Linked DNA regions of Homo sapiens: all the other regions are linked to region 1. Evidence: read pairs that join two places in POLR2A ChIA-PET (ENCODE). Cell type or tissue: MCF 10A. All regions are shown on one strand. Region 1 holds the start of SMAD5 (SMAD family member 5). Region 2 has its middle 22 kb from the start of TGFBI. Region 3 overlaps TGFBI (transforming growth factor beta induced).

Region 1 (5,000 bases):
AGGAATCTTGTAATCACAAATTCTTCTGACGTATGTACAGTGACTGCAAAACAGCAAATAATTTGTTTTGGGAAGGATTTTATTGGCTGTTTGAAGTGAGGAGTATCTCTACTATACAAAATATTTAAACCAAATTGTTATGTCCTATAATGTTCAACAAAGCACTCTGCAAACATCAGTTCTGGAAAAAAAAAAAACGTATCCTCCAAGGCAGGATTATATGCACTTCTGGGAGTTGTAAACCCATGCAGGCTCCAGAAATATTTGCCTTCCAAGGGCTGGAAACTTCTGAATTAACAACAAATAATCAGTGAGTGTGACAAAGAGTTAAAGTACACAGACTTTACTTTCTCAAAGTTTATGATGTAGTAAAGAAGTTTAAGATGGAGACCTGAAATTGCAAACTGGTGGCCAGTAGGCTAAATCGGGACCATGGATTTGTTTTGTTTGGCTTGCATGTAGTTGGCCTCCAGAATGTCTAACAGAGTGAGAGGAAGGGAGCGGGGTGGGGGGCGGGCAGGAGACAGGCAAAGAGAGAGAAAAATAGAAAGAAGTTGCTAAACAGATATAATTGAGATTTTCACATAAAAATCTAAATTTCCAGCTTTGCTTGAAAAATCAGAATATCTGCCAACACTGGGTCCTTATTCCCACATTTCCCTATGGTAACAGTTGGCTGGAATGAAATAGCAGTGACCCCTTTGGTCTCTGGAACTAGACACTCACTCTCTGGTCTCTTCCCCCACTTCCCCTTCACTCCTTTACTAGCCCTCTGTCACCATTTCAGATGGCCACCCCTAATGCAGAGACTTCTGGACATTTATTTAGTTTCTTCTCCACAGAAATAAACTTCTAGAGCCTGGAGCAAAATAGTGGCTGCGCCATTTGTGTGTCAGATGAGATGACCCTGGCTCGGGCCATGGAGGTGGCAATTGAGGTGTGAGAAATGGTCAGATTTAGGATAAATTTTGAAGAAAGAGTCAGTAGAATTTCTGATGGATTGGATTAGGGTGTCAAAGAGCATTCCAAAATGACCCCGATTTTGATTTTTACTTATTTTAAAAAGAAAACCTATAATAGAACATTGGAGAGCCAGTATTGACCTTTTCAAATAAAAACAAAATTATTCAAAAGCTTTTTCTTACTAGTACTATTCAAATCGGGTACCCTATGTGGTACCAATATTATATTCTAGGAAATACTGACGGTTTTGGAAATTTGGAGGAAAAAGCATCGAGAAGAGCTCCAATTACTTAGAAAAGAGAGTCCAGGAGATGGGGTGGTGTATATAAGCCTATGGATGGTGTCTCTGCAACTCAGTGGCCCCGCCTGTCCAGGGGCTGGGTCCCCACGGGATCTCCCTCCCCACAAGGAGGTGGAGAGGCTATGTGTCTTGAACAACTGGGGTTGCGATCCAGTGTATGGGCAGTCCCACTCCTGGAACTCCAGGGTGGGCACTCGCTCCATTTCCACAGGCCCTCAAGGGTTCCAGGATTGCCCCGTGGGAGGGGTTTTAGTGCTGCATCTAGTAAGAAGCTGTAAGATGCTCAGAAACATGTTTTGAAGCTACTTTGCACAGAAAGAAGACTCTTCATTCAGATTTGTATTACAGATCAATAAAAGTAGCTAAGTCGTATCTGAAGATGTTTTTGTTTACACTTTGTATGTGACAGAAAACCTCCAGTTGTCTGTGTCAAGGACAATTACTTAATTTTATTACAATGTATACTGATTTGGTTAGTGGAAGCTTCTAGCGCCTACTGTGGTGGTGGTGGGAGCTATCTGATTCCCATTCCCAGGCCTGGCCATCGACGCGAAGGCCTCCAGCTGATCGGAAGTCGGCGTTGGCCGGCGCGGAGCCCGGCGCGGAGGCTTCTTTCAGCCGCCCGGGCAAGACACCCCTCCCTCGGTCCCGCAGCGGTCACTCCGCCTCTGGCGCGCATGCGCCGACCCCAGCGGGCGTCCTCCCGGGCTCCCTCTCCCTCCCTCCCTCATCCGGGTCCTGGGCGAGCGGGCGCCGTGCGCGTGTCCCGCGGCCGAGCTGCTAATAAAGTTGCAGCGAGGAGAAGCGCAGCGACGGCGTCGGGAGAGCGCGCCTAGCCGGCTCGCGAGTGAGTGAGGGTCCCCGGCGCGCGCGGGCGAGGGGAACTGGGGGCTGCAGGCTCTGCCCCGGCGGACTCGGGCCGAGGCGGGGGCGTTCGGCCGCGGACGGAGCGGAAACGACCCAGGGCCTGTCGGGCGGGAGGTAGGCCGAGTCCTGGCCTGCCGGGGTCCCGGCTGGCGGACACGGTGCGGCCCAGCGGCTGCGGAGGCCTCGCTGGCTGCCCGGGGCGTCCTGAGGCGGGGCCGGGGCTGGCCCTCGTCCCAGCCCCGCTGTTACCGCCCAGACTTTGGAGGGAGGCGTCTGGGACGCCCTGGAGGGGACCCCCTGACCCCGCGCTGTCCTGGGGAGCGGTTTGCTTTCCTAACTCATCGGATGTACCACCCTGGATACACACCCTTGATAGGACTGCGGTGCTCGGCCGGGCAGCCTGGGCTGCTGCACTGCGAAGCTGTCCAATGGCTTGATGAATCCGTGCCGCCGTCGCTTTGTGTTTCAAAGATAAGGATCCGCGCTTATCGGTGGGAATTACACTCTGGGCAGTTGTGACCGGCTACTGCAATCAGCTGGTAGTTAGACCTGGTTTCTGCCACTTGCCATGTCAGTTTTCACCACTGCAAGGATTTCTTCTACTTCATGTAAACTTCTCTGTGCTGCAAAGAGAATGCCAAAGCAGCGTCTTTTTGCCTTCACCATATTCAGCCGCTGGCCGGGTCCTATACTTCAATATCAGGGCTCAAATTAATATTCCAGTCTCTTCCCCTCCCCTTTTCCCCTCTCCTCCTTTCAGCTGCTGTTACTACGTGGAGTTTGGAGCCTAAGCTTTGAAAACTCCCATGTGGCGCGCCCGTCTTAAGTCTGAGCATGCTCAGTAGCCAAAACAGATTTTTGGTTGCAGAACTCGGGCGAGGATACTTGGGGTATTTGGACGTTTGCCGGCTTCCCAACAGAATGTTCCGGTTCTGGTGGTGATGGCATTGGAGAATGGGGCTTAGGCAAGCCTGTAGGTGAGGAATGGCTGAACACCCTGAGCCAGATGTTTATCTTGATTGTAAAGACAATGTTTCCTGACCAGCTGGAGCTTTGGGGGGGGGGGGGGGGTGTTGCGGGGGGAGGGAGCAATTTTGGTTGCTTGTGCATTTAAATGGGTGTGGCGCTAAGTATATCTTGTTTACCTTATCTTTCTGTGGAAAAGTTTTGATGTCTAGGTTTGTCACATCATGCCTGTTGCCTAGCACTACCAAAAGGGTTGTTATCTAGCAGCAAAGATTGAATAGGTGGAGGTCGTGGCTTGGCCTCACAGAAGTTGAGAGGAAAGGGTACTTGGGTTGCGTTTTTGAAAATTCGTATTTAAAACTAGAGTACTTGAATTTCCTTAGAGTACCTGAATTGCCCAGAGTGAATTAGTTTTTAATTTTAATTTGAAAGACAAAAGATTGAAAACCTTAGTCCCAGTAGGTTTAGTAACATTCCAAATAGCTTACAATTTCTGCTAGATGCCAATGCAGTAGTATCCATTGTGGGGAAAACAGTACCTACATTCAGTGTGACAGTTTCACATTTATGGATCCAAATATCATTATGAAATTAGTGTTCCAAATTTAAGGAGCTATTTGCAGATGTATAACAAATTATTTTAGTCTTTTATTCCTTTGGTAACTATTAATATTTTTTTCTCTACAGTGAAAATTGTAAAAATGCAAAACTTAGACAATTTAACAAAACTTAACCTTCATAAAGGTTGTAGATACTATGTTTAGATTTATAAAGTTTAATTTTGATGATTATTTGTGTGATTGTTCCTATACAGCTTCCTTTCCTTCCCTTTCCACATTGTTGCTCCCTCAGTCTTTTTTACATTACTGCTGTTAATTTACCCATGTATCTTTGTTAAAAATACCTTATTCATCATTTTGTGCTTCCATTCCTTTCAGATCATAGCTGAAATAAGCAAGAAAAGTTAGATTAACCTTCTCAACTGACTTTACTCTCAGGTTTTAAAGGCATCCACATGATATGGTCTAGTTAAAAGGAGGAAGAGAGCAGCAAACTGGAAAAAAAGAATAAAATATTTTCGTAGGTTCTGTACAGATCTGGTAGTATTATCTGCGTGTCTGGTTCACTGTGGTAGGCGCCACAGAAATGGGTAGATTGATAATGTGTTGGATTTCTTTCCCCTCTGGCAAAGTCAGCTATTAATTTCAGTGGGAGACAGTGGCAGAATGTTGTTACTAATGAGGTTTGAATCAGATTGTTGTTTACTGTTGGTTATGTAACATGTTGCTGGGAGTATTATTAAAAGTTGCATTCTGCAGCAAAGTAGAGGCAAGTAAATTCTGCTTACCCTCTTCACTGGGTTTTAATTCTTGGCTGAACCTGAAGGCACATTAGATTACAACCATAATTATACCTGGGCAGCCTGTCTGTTTCCTGTTTTCATCATGAACCCAAACATTATGATTTGCAGTGATGATCTTTTTTGTCCTTTGCATTGAACGGAGGCAGTGTGTTTTCTCCCTCTACTGAAAACAGATTTGTAACTTGGTCAAATTAAAGATTTTAGTGTTTTGAAAACTAGGCAGTAAAATACCAGTTTTTCATTTCTTAATACAGTTACTTAAGTTGAAATACCATCTAAAAAAATCTATTTCATATATATTCTTTGTCTTTATGTAAATTTTAATATTACTAGTACTTTGTAGAGTTAAAGAAACTCTTTTTGTTTATGACATATCAGTGTTTATTATTACCAGATGTATATGTTGGTCTAGGCAATGAGCCACACATCTGGGTGAATTTCAGAGCTGACTTGAGTACGCTTGAGGATATAGGTGTCTATTCTCTTGGTTTATCAGTCTTCCCTGTTTTTACTTCTAGACGATCTATATTCCTTGTATCT
Region 2 (5,000 bases), 130 kb before region 1:
GATCCCCTAGGCCACAGGTCCATCGCTGTTTGGAAACCCACTAAAATGACTCACAAAACTCAGCTTAAAGTGTACTCAGCTTAAAGTGTACTCATAGCCAAGATTTATTACAGCAGTGTTGTAAGGATATATGAGTGGCTCATGAAGGGAAAAGGCACAGGCAGTCTGGAGGAATTCATGTGCAGGTTTCCTCATGCTCTCTCTCACCCATTAGGAGTCACGCACAGCTTACTCTTCACCAGTGAGAAAAATGAAACAACGTATGCATGATGTATCTGTCTAGGGAAGCCCATCAGAGACCCATTACACAAGTTTTTTTTACTGGGGTCTGATCATGATCATGTAGGTCCTTCTGTCTAGCATGAACTAAAATTCCAAGAGAGCAGGTGTTTAGTAGCAGGCCTTTCTAAGTATTGCAGTCTTCAGGCCTGCTCGGTGAACTCTTTTCTAGACAGCCCCCTTTAAATTTATTTTTTTTAGAATGCTATGGGCCATTTCGATTTGCATACTAAGGGCTGTTTTCTCTAATGATATCTTTGATTATTGCTTTCTTCCCACTTGAGTGGGTTTCTTTCTTCAGAAGTTCTGTAATTCTTGGATATAGCAGGACAGAGAAGGAGGACCGAATCATCCTGTCCTTCCTCATCATTTTCATCATTTTGCTCTTCTCCTTTGATCTCATTCTTGCCCTCCACATTACTGATTCACTTTTCTATGGTGTCAGCTCTGCTCCTTGTTGACTTAATTTTTTTTTTCAGATATTGCATTAAAAACATTTTTAATTGCAAACCTGAGTACTTTTTCAGAAGTTTCATGATTTTCTCCCCCCAGTCCCCACCCCTCCACCCCTCCTCAAATAGTGAAAGGTCTATCTAGACCCACTGATTTATAAAAGAGAAGTTTTAGGGGTTTGTACTTGTCACTGCCCTTGACATCTTGGGTGTCTATCAAAAGCCTTGTTAAATAAACAGTTGAGCAGCCGATTGTGGTGTGCAGCTTCTAGTGCTGTTCTTAGTGACCACACGTTTTTGTTTACTGAACGTCTGTTAAACTGAAATCCATCTTCTTCTACCCCACCATGTAGCTCCTTGACATGATACAGAAATGGAATGTGTAGAAAGGGCAGTGCCCTGGCATGCCTCCCTCCAACGTTGCCATCGTGGGCTGTGGCTGCAGTGCCGTGCCCATGGGACTCTCCTCCTGGCTACTGTGGAACCCATAGTTCCTCCCTGTGCATCTCCAAGGCCATGAGGAGGGGGTCCCGTGCAGCCAGGGGGCCCCCCGGGAAAGCACCCGAGTTTTGCATGGCACAGCCCTGTGTTCCTGGTTATAGGGGCAGGTTCCCTGGCACACAGTGTGGGTGGCCCTGAAATGAGATTTTCAATCCAGCTTCTTGCCTGGCCTTAGGTTGAATCTTGATCTTAACTCACAGAATAACGTTTTTACTTTTTTCAACATCATCTTGGATATTTTCAGGAGAAGTTGGGAGCAGCTTGGTAGGAGGCTATTAACCAAGAATCATTTAAAAACTAAAGTCTTGAGGAAAATTCTAACTAAGGGGCCACGGGGGATCACAAAGAATAAAATGCTATAAGCAACCGAGGGAGTAGTCTCATTAGGGCGCTAAGACAGACACACGTATCATAGAAAATAACTAACAATACCAGACGGTGTATCACGAGGGTGCCCTGGGAGCGTGGTGGGCCGGGAATCAGGAACACCGGCTCCCCTTTCGTGACTCCAATACGGACTTGCTGTGTAACCTCAGATGAGGCAGAGCTCCCTTCTGGAACTCTCTTGCCTTGTTTACAAATGAGGGGATTGGTCTAGTTTCCAGTGTGCCTCCAGCTCCAACATTCATCATCTTTCTCGGCTGCTGTGATTCAGTGGGAACACTGCAGAAATGAGGGACTGGCTGACCTTGAGCTGAATGGTCAGCTCCAGGGGCCAAAGGAACAGAAACAGCAGATACTTCCCAGTGTCCCGCCTTTGTGCCAGGGAGAATCTCGTGTGCCCCCAGAGGGCTGCTGTCTCTTATGCCCCATTCCCACTTCTCCAGCTTGTCTCTGTTCGATTTCCTCAGAGGAGCTGGCCCATACATTGTATAACTTTTCACTTTACAAACATTTGATCTACTCAAGTCATCTTGCCTCTGTGTATGTGTGCACCTAATATAGCAGAAAATGGATTTCAGGCTTCCTTTTAAAAGAAGTCAATTATCCCTCTTATGACTGATTCATAATTTAGCCATAAGGAGCTGGACGTTACTTCATTCTGACAATGAGCCATGATCCCTTTGTTAGGCCAAGTTTAGACAAGGAATCTAAGGCACAAGTGAGTAACTCCTGATGCATCAGGGTGTGCAGAGACTCCTTGAGTTCCAGAGACCTTGAGGCCTAGTCTGGAGCCTCCAAGTGGATTTTTTTCTCTTCTGTTCAGAATTCCACATTCTCTACTGTCTGACATGTAGAGGTGAGTCAGCCTCATGGTAAAGAGCAGAGTGGCACCCTGCTGTTTGGCACGGCTGGTCTTAGGTGTGAACCCCCTTGGGGCAATAAAAGGAAGACCTGGGACCTCAGGGACTCCTGTACTCTGTCCCTCCACACATGGGCACGGCTGGCTGCCTGTCGTCCCGAGTTCTCTAAAGGCAGGAGCCCCCCGATACCCTCTACTCTGTCCCAAGACATCTCCTTGCCGCAACCCAGGACAGGAGGGGCAGTTAGCTAACTTAGCAGATTATAAAATAGCGCCAAGACCAGATATTCTACTTGATGCAAAATGCACTTGAGAGGCGTAAATAATTTAATTGGCTGTTGTCACGCAAACAGGATAATCACAAGTTCTCCCAAGTACTGGTTGTTCCAGCTCCCTCTCCTTTCAGGACAAATTGCTCACACTTATCCCACTCACATATACCAATACTTTAGGGAGAAAGAAGGGCAGGGAGAACTGCTTTCATAATTCCCAACTGTGAGGTGTTGCAAGAGGGGAACGTGTACAGGTCCCAAAGGATCTTTCTCTGTGGCTTTCTGGGACTTCACTGCCTGAACTCTTGTACCCAACAAAAAGATCACATTCTTCTTTGTTTCCCCAGTACCAGTGCTAGTGCACAGCCTGACCATAGCATTTTCCACATTGTCTGGCATTTGCCTAGTGTCTATCTTTCCCTGGGTCTGAACTTCCAAAGGTTAAGAACCAGGGCTCATTATCATCTTGGACAGAACCTAAGCAGAGTGGATGCTCAGCAGTGATTTGTTGAACCAAATAAATAAGTCAGCCCAAGGCTTTGCTAAAGAGCTGAAAGGATGATATTCCTGAGAAGACAAGTCAACAAACGTAGCCTGTGTGCATTCAGTTTACATAATTGATAAATATTTATTGAGCATTTACTGTGTCAGGCATTCGTCTAGATACTGGGGATATAGCAGTGAACAACACCAGTGAGATTCCTACCCACAAGAGTTTAAATGTAGGGGGAGACAGACAATAAACACCTAACAAAACAAATCAAATAGTAGCAGTCATTAAGAGACTTAAGATAATAGAGAGTGATCGGGATCAGGAAAGACCTTTCTGTCTGCTTTAAAGTGAGATCTGAATAATGAAAAGGGGAGAGAGCACTGCAGATGGAGGAGATAGCTAGTGCAAAGGCCCAGAGGTGGAACTAAACTTTCTTGTTAAAGAAACAGGAATCCAGAGTGGCTGAAGAGCACAGAGTGGGAGTGGAGAGTGGGGACTGGGGAGTGGAGGGCTGAAGTGTAGGCTAGGGCCAGATCACACGGGTTACTCTGACTGCATTGGGGAACCACTAAGGTACTTTGAGCTGGGCAGAGGAGGGTGGGACAAATCTGTTCATGGAGGCATTTTGAAAAGACCTTTTGGTAAAACCAGGGTCCCATCCTTCATGTACAGGATGTACCTAATACATCCACTCTTGTCGTTTTCCAGGAGGCAGAGGAACCTCGCCTGCTTCACCATCTGGTGCATGTTTGGACACATGGGGAGAGGTACTTCCTTGGCTGTGGGGCAGGGAGGAACAGAGTGGCTCCCATGAGGATAGAAGACACAAATTTGGTCTTGAAAGCGTTGAATTGTTCTTCATTGGCCAGGGCTCTTTTAGTTGCAAGTGACAGAGGCATAATACAAACTAGCTAAAGTCAGAAAAAGAATTTGTTGGCTATCAAAACTGGTCGTTCCCAGGGCACAACTGGCATGGAGGGCTCAGTGTTGGCAGGATTGTCTCTGTCACTTGGTCTTTCCCACTCTGCTTCTCTGTTTCTGTAGATGTTATTCTCTTTTAGGAGGGCTTCCTCCCAAATATCTTTAGACACAGGAAGTGGCATCTCTGTCCTGGGCTCCATGCCTCTGGGGACCCTGTGCTTTGGGGTAACTTCCTTGAAATTTTCTAAGCCCCTTGGATGCCTGGGACCAGCTGGAGCCATCATTGACAGCGAGGCAGGGTGCCCCAAACCTAGACCAGGACTCATATGGGCCCTGGTCCTCATGTCTCCCCAGTGGGACATCTGACTCTCTTTCACCTATGCTGGGTCAACCAGATATTCTGAGGAATTTTAGGAATCACATCCATGGGATTATCGAGGGACCCTGGGGCCAGGCCCCAGTTCCAGAAAGATGGTTTGGTGAATAGATCACTCTCATGAGGCAGTGTATTTCTTTCAGAGGATCCCATGAGATTGGGCCTCAAGAATGGTGCTGACAAGCTGATTTGGAATCCTCTTACTTCCATCTGATCTGAGTTCAGAGCTCTAGGCTATACTCGCCCTTGGGCTTCTACTGAGTGTGAAGGCCCAAGTGCCAGTCAATCCTGTTCATTCATGTTCTGATTATGGGGCACCAGAGGGTGGTGGAGGTGGTGGCCGGAGTCCTTTATCCTGTGTGCTTCCTGCTGCTGCAGCCAGGTAACCTCCCACACTGCTCCACAGGTCAGGATCTATACCATGTGGGCTGTGCCTGTTTCCTCCAAGAGTTTCCAGATCGTT
Region 3 (5,000 bases), 80 kb before region 1:
CAGGAGGCTGAGGTAGGAGAATCACTTGAACCTGGGAGGCAGAAGTTGCAATAAGCCCAGATCATGCCACTGCACTCCAGCCTGGGCAACAAAGCTAGACTCTCTCAAAAGAAAAAAACAAAACAAAACAAAACAAAACAAAAAAAACTCCTTATTATAAACTGTAAGAAAAAAAAGGCCCCTACTTCGTCCCTTTTGCAAATCTGCCTTTTCCTACTCACTAACCAGCTGGTTCAGAGCAAGGACACTCTGTTTGGTGCCATCGCTGCAGACTGGAAGGAAGAGGTCCTTGCCCCACACCCAACAGTCTCCTGCTGTTACCGGCAGGTTGGCAGGCAGGCAGGCGAGAAGCAGCCAGGGCTGGTGGTGTGTCCAGTTTGAAGACTAGTTTCCAGCCCTGGCCCTGCTCACCCTCCAAGTGGCCCTGGCAGGTTCCTCTACCACATCGTGGACTTCACCTTCCTTCTCTAAGAAGCTCAATCCCCAAGGCCTCATTCCCATAGGCCTTCTCACCCTTTTTCTTTCCCTCTGGCTGAATGTGGCCAGCACGGGCTTCCAAGGCCATCAACTCGTCTGCAGCAGCCCCATGCCTTGCAGGGCCTCAGAGCTTCCTCCTGCCTATGACAGTGTGGTTTTGGTTCCCACACTTGGGATCAGATTGAAACTCGCCTCCGTGGTGAGAATATGGGACATAGAGCCTCGGTGACCTTGGTGAGCAGCAGTCCAGGCCACCTGCTCAGCCTGGGGTTGGGGGGGGCTCCTCCTCCTTGACTGGTCCTTGCATTTGCCTCCATCCAGCCTGTCTGGGCTCTCCGAGGCAATGGAGACCAGCAGGAGTCACGATGGGTCAGGAGCCCCCTTTGGGCCTCAGCCCTGCCCTGCCCCCTAAAGTAGCACTTGGATAAGCAAATAAATTATTATACTTACTATTTATGGGTGTGGTGAATGGGATGGCAAAGGCCAAGTCTTACTGATCACCAAACCTTAAGATATATCCTGGCAGCTAGTAGACCCTTGGGCTAAATGAACAGAAAACTGGACAAATAAAGTGTACACAAATAACTCAAAGCTGTCATTTGTACACTTTTCGTCTTTTCCTACTACAGTTTACATTTTTATAAAGGTGAGTAGATTTCTAAAATCCCGTGGTAGGCTCTCTTGAGTTTTTCTTGTATCCCTGAAGTTCAGCTACAAATAAGCTAATCACTAACATTTGTTGAGCATTTACTCTGTTGTCAGGCCCCGTGCCGAGTGCTTTAGGTTCAGAATTTCATGTCATCCCCACAGCAGCCCTAGGAGATGAATGCAATTCTTATGTCCACTTGACTGATAAGGAAGTTGAGGTTCAAAGAGGCTAAATGACTCTCCCAGGGTCCCACAGCTGGAAAGTGGCCACAGGGCCCCAGCTGGTTTTCTAGGGCAGCAGGCAGAAGGCGAGGAGGATCTGGGCCCTGTGGTGCCCCAGCCTCATCTGAGGGTCCTCATCTGAGAGAACAGGATCCTCACAGCATGGGCAGGCTGCAAGTGGTCCCTGAGGTTATCGTGGAGTGGACCCTGACTTGACCTGAGTCTGTTTGGACCCCAGACCTGCTGAACAACCACATCTTGAAGTCAGCTATGTGTGCTGAAGCCATCGTTGCGGGGCTGTCTGTAGAGACCCTGGAGGGCACGACACTGGAGGTGGGCTGCAGCGGGGACATGCTCACTATCAACGGGAAGGCGATCATCTCCAATAAAGACATCCTAGCCACCAACGGGGTGATCCACTACATTGATGAGCTACTCATCCCAGACTCAGGTAGGCCAGGCCTCCGGGGGCCTTGGCCCTGCCTGGCCCACCATCTCTTCTGCCATCCTTTGTGGCGGGGGAGGGGAAATTCAGAGATCTTTGGGCGACTTCCCTGCCTGGACCCAGCTCACAGCTTCTCGGCCACTGCAAATGTGTGGGTTGTGACCAGACTGATGTGTCTTGAGCTTCAGGCTTGCAAGTGCAGTGGAGAGGCAGTGGGGAGCTATTGAAGGGGTCTGGGGACAGACTCAATCACAGAGGCCTTTCAGAAGATCTGCCTGCTGTGCATGGGCAAAGAGGGCCACTTGCTGACCTCAGAGCATGTGCTTTCTCAGTAGTGCCCAAGCTGTCCCATGGTCACTGACCCAGTTAGAATGACTGAATGGACTTTGGCTTGTGTCTCATTAGGAATCCTAGCCCCATTCTAGTCTTCCAGTGAGATCTGTCCATGAGTGAAGGAATCTCACAGGAAAAAACAAAATGCTTCTATGGGTGTGGTTGCTGGCCTTATCTACACCACAGAAGCCATCACACAGACTGTCTTTCTTCCCATTGTTAGAATGTGCCCTGACCAAGCAGCCCACAGGGCCTGGGACAGAGGCTGATCTCTGCCTAACTGAGCTCACCTCTCCTCCCTCTCCTCCTGACTGGTTAGATTTTCTAGGTGACTGTTCCCCTGATGACACAAGCCCGCTGGGCCCCAGCAGTGTTTAGAGGGGTTGTTGACTCACGAGATGACATTCCTGCTGATGTGTGTCATGCCCTGGGGTGGATGAATGATAAATGAAAACAGCGCTTTTAACTTTTGAACCCACTTTCTCCTTCCTTGTAGCCAAGACACTATTTGAATTGGCTGCAGAGTCTGATGTGTCCACAGCCATTGACCTTTTCAGACAAGCCGGCCTCGGCAATCATCTCTCTGGAAGTGAGCGGTTGACCCTCCTGGCTCCCCTGAATTCTGTATTCAAAGGTAACATGGGGAAGGCATCCCTGTTAGATTGTCCCTGGAGGCAGCTTCCCCACCCCTGTCACCTCCACAACACTCTCCGATTTACAGCACCCCATGGGACATTAGAACTTCCACTCAGCTCAACCAAAAGCAGATGTGACTTCAGCAGAAACTTCAGAGGCTCTGTTGTTTCATTAGGCAGTGCAGAGAATGCCTTTGGGGAGCCGTTCCTCAGAACTCAAGACTTGACATCTGGGAGGCAGCCGTTCCTCAGAACTCAAGACTTGACATCTGGGAGAGCAGAGCATTCCCTTGCCTTTCTATTTGCAGGGTCACTTGCCAATGTATAGTCAAGAGGTCAGAGTGAGGGTACAGCTGAGCTGCAGCCCCAGGAAGGCAGAGAAGGGGGCCAAGTTGTGTGCGTGCCTGCCCTTCCCTCTTAGGGCAAAACTCCAAACACCCTTGATTATCTGGATCTTCTTTAATTCTCCATAGAAGATACCAGATGTTAAGGAATATTGGCAGCTTCACTTGGTTTCTCAATCCCTGTTTCCAAACTCAAGGAGGGATGGGCTTTTTCACTGTATTTATCTCTCATCACTCTCTTCATTGCAGGAGCACATCTCTCTGGACCTAACCATCACCCTTTCTTGTAGATGGAACCCCTCCAATTGATGCCCATACAAGGAATTTGCTTCGGAACCACATAATTAAAGACCAGCTGGCCTCTAAGTATCTGTACCATGGACAGACCCTGGAAACTCTGGGCGGCAAAAAACTGAGAGTTTTTGTTTATCGTAATGTAAGTTCTGGGTCCTAAATCATGCTCCTGGGAAGCTCCTTACTGTGGGACTTGTATTAGTGTAAAAAAAAATGTCCTCAATAAGCAGGAGTTTGCATGAGAACTGGTTGCTGACAAGGAAGGAAATAATTTCTGGAAAATATAGATAACAAAATGAGATCCTGCAGAAGGATTGGAATCTCTTTTTCTGGAGGCCTTTGAGAATAAACCACACAATTATCCAACCTGTATTGTGAAGGAATAAGTCCTTCTTGAATTCAGGAATTAACACCTGGGAGGAGGGATGGAGTTCAGACTCTTTCTGAGCTTATGAGAAGAGAAGCCCCCTAAACTAAAATACAGCCCTCCTTGGTCCAAAAGGTGCCTTCTCTCTTCTGCTGTATCTTCTTTGTTTTCAAACCCAACAGTTACCCTGGAAATCAAAAAGGAAGTACAACTCAACATAGCTCTTGCCTGGGACCAACCAGCACCATTTGGCTAAAGATGGTTATCATCTGTTAAACAAAGAAATAAATAAATGGGTTCAACGTATTTATTTCAACATTGTCAATGGACCTCATGTGTAACTGATATTCTCATTATGGGACCTCTGTGTGACTTTATTGGGGCCTCTCTAACCGTTCTTTCCTTAAGGAAGACCATTTATTGTTTTATTTCCTGGAGAAAATACATCATTTTATCCCAGCCTTAATAACCCATCCCAGTGTATACTCCTTCATCTTCATGGATAATGACCCTGCTACATGCTCTGAACAAATCAGGAGGCCCCTCGTGGAAGTATAACCAGTCCTTTCTTTCTCTGTCCCTCTTCTGTGCAGAGCCTCTGCATTGAGAACAGCTGCATCGCGGCCCACGACAAGAGGGGGAGGTACGGGACCCTGTTCACGATGGACCGGGTGCTGACCCCCCCAATGGGGACTGTCATGGATGTCCTGAAGGGAGACAATCGCTTTAGGTAATTAGTTCCATCCCCGGGTGGAGCTTCTGCCCAGTGGTCATGCTGGAGTGGGATGTGGGGCCCCAGCTATTTGTCAAGCTTTCTTCTACCTTGGGGATTCAATTAACACTAGCAGTGCACTGCTGCGACCTTCCAGACTTGGGATGGGGAAAAGGCAAGGGTCGCCTTGAAAGCTTACATTGGGAAGAAGGGTTACTTCTAAGAGTGTAATCTTCACATGCATGGGAAGCAGGGAGGGGGGACTACATTTTTATGACTGAAGTGCAAGGAAAACATCACCCTCTCATTGTAAAGCTCCAAGTGAGCCAAGAGCACATAGTTTACAGTGCACGATGAGCCTCTCACTCTCTGCGCAGTATCTGTTTATTGCAACTGAAGCACCCTTGTGAGTTTGTTTTCTTGCCCGGCTATCTCCATTTCTGACTTGCTCATTCACCTTGGGGTGCTGTCATATTGAATGTTTCCCTGTCACTGACTTCAGCCACCTGCACAAGGGCTTGGA

What was found. Peaks named below come from ENCODE experiments on the same cell type or tissue, not always from the same donor. Only the 100,000 strongest peaks of a DNase experiment are listed, where the experiment ranks them.
Region 2: POLR2A ChIA-PET joins it to region 1 with 13 read pairs; 2 of 35 experiments call an interaction of 5 or more read pairs at or near these places.
Region 3: POLR2A ChIA-PET joins it to region 1 with 14 read pairs; 6 of 35 experiments call an interaction of 5 or more read pairs at or near these places.

The regions. Positions count from the first base shown.
Region 1 is chr5:136,130,852-136,135,851 of GRCh38, forward strand. It overlaps SMAD5 (SMAD family member 5), which reads left to right and starts at 1,994. Exons shown (of 8, transcript NM_005903.7): 1 at 1,994-2,111. SMAD5-AS1 (SMAD5 antisense RNA 1) reads right to left here and starts at 4,039. Exons shown (of 2, transcript NR_026763.1): 1 at 2,499-4,039. RefSeq lists enhancers at 1,258-1,317, 1,348-1,397 and a silencer at 1,708-2,347. In MCF 10A, no CTCF peak of the experiment used is centred here; DNase peaks (open chromatin) are centred at 1,960, 2,600 and 2,970.
Region 2 is chr5:136,004,527-136,009,526 of GRCh38, forward strand. No RefSeq gene overlaps it. Among named protein-coding and RNA genes, the nearest start is that of TGFBI, 22 kb to the right of the region's middle. In MCF 10A, no CTCF peak of the experiment used is centred here; DNase peaks (open chromatin) are centred at 115, 1,835, 2,395 and 2,935.
Region 3 is chr5:136,051,322-136,056,321 of GRCh38, forward strand. TGFBI (transforming growth factor beta induced) reads left to right here. Exons shown (of 17, transcript NM_000358.3): 8 at 1,586-1,798; 9 at 2,622-2,759; 10 at 3,395-3,540; 11 at 4,359-4,495. Among named protein-coding and RNA genes, the nearest start is that of TGFBI, 25 kb to the left of the region's middle. RefSeq lists an enhancer at 1,911-3,110. In MCF 10A, no CTCF peak of the experiment used is centred here; a DNase peak (open chromatin) is centred at 2,510.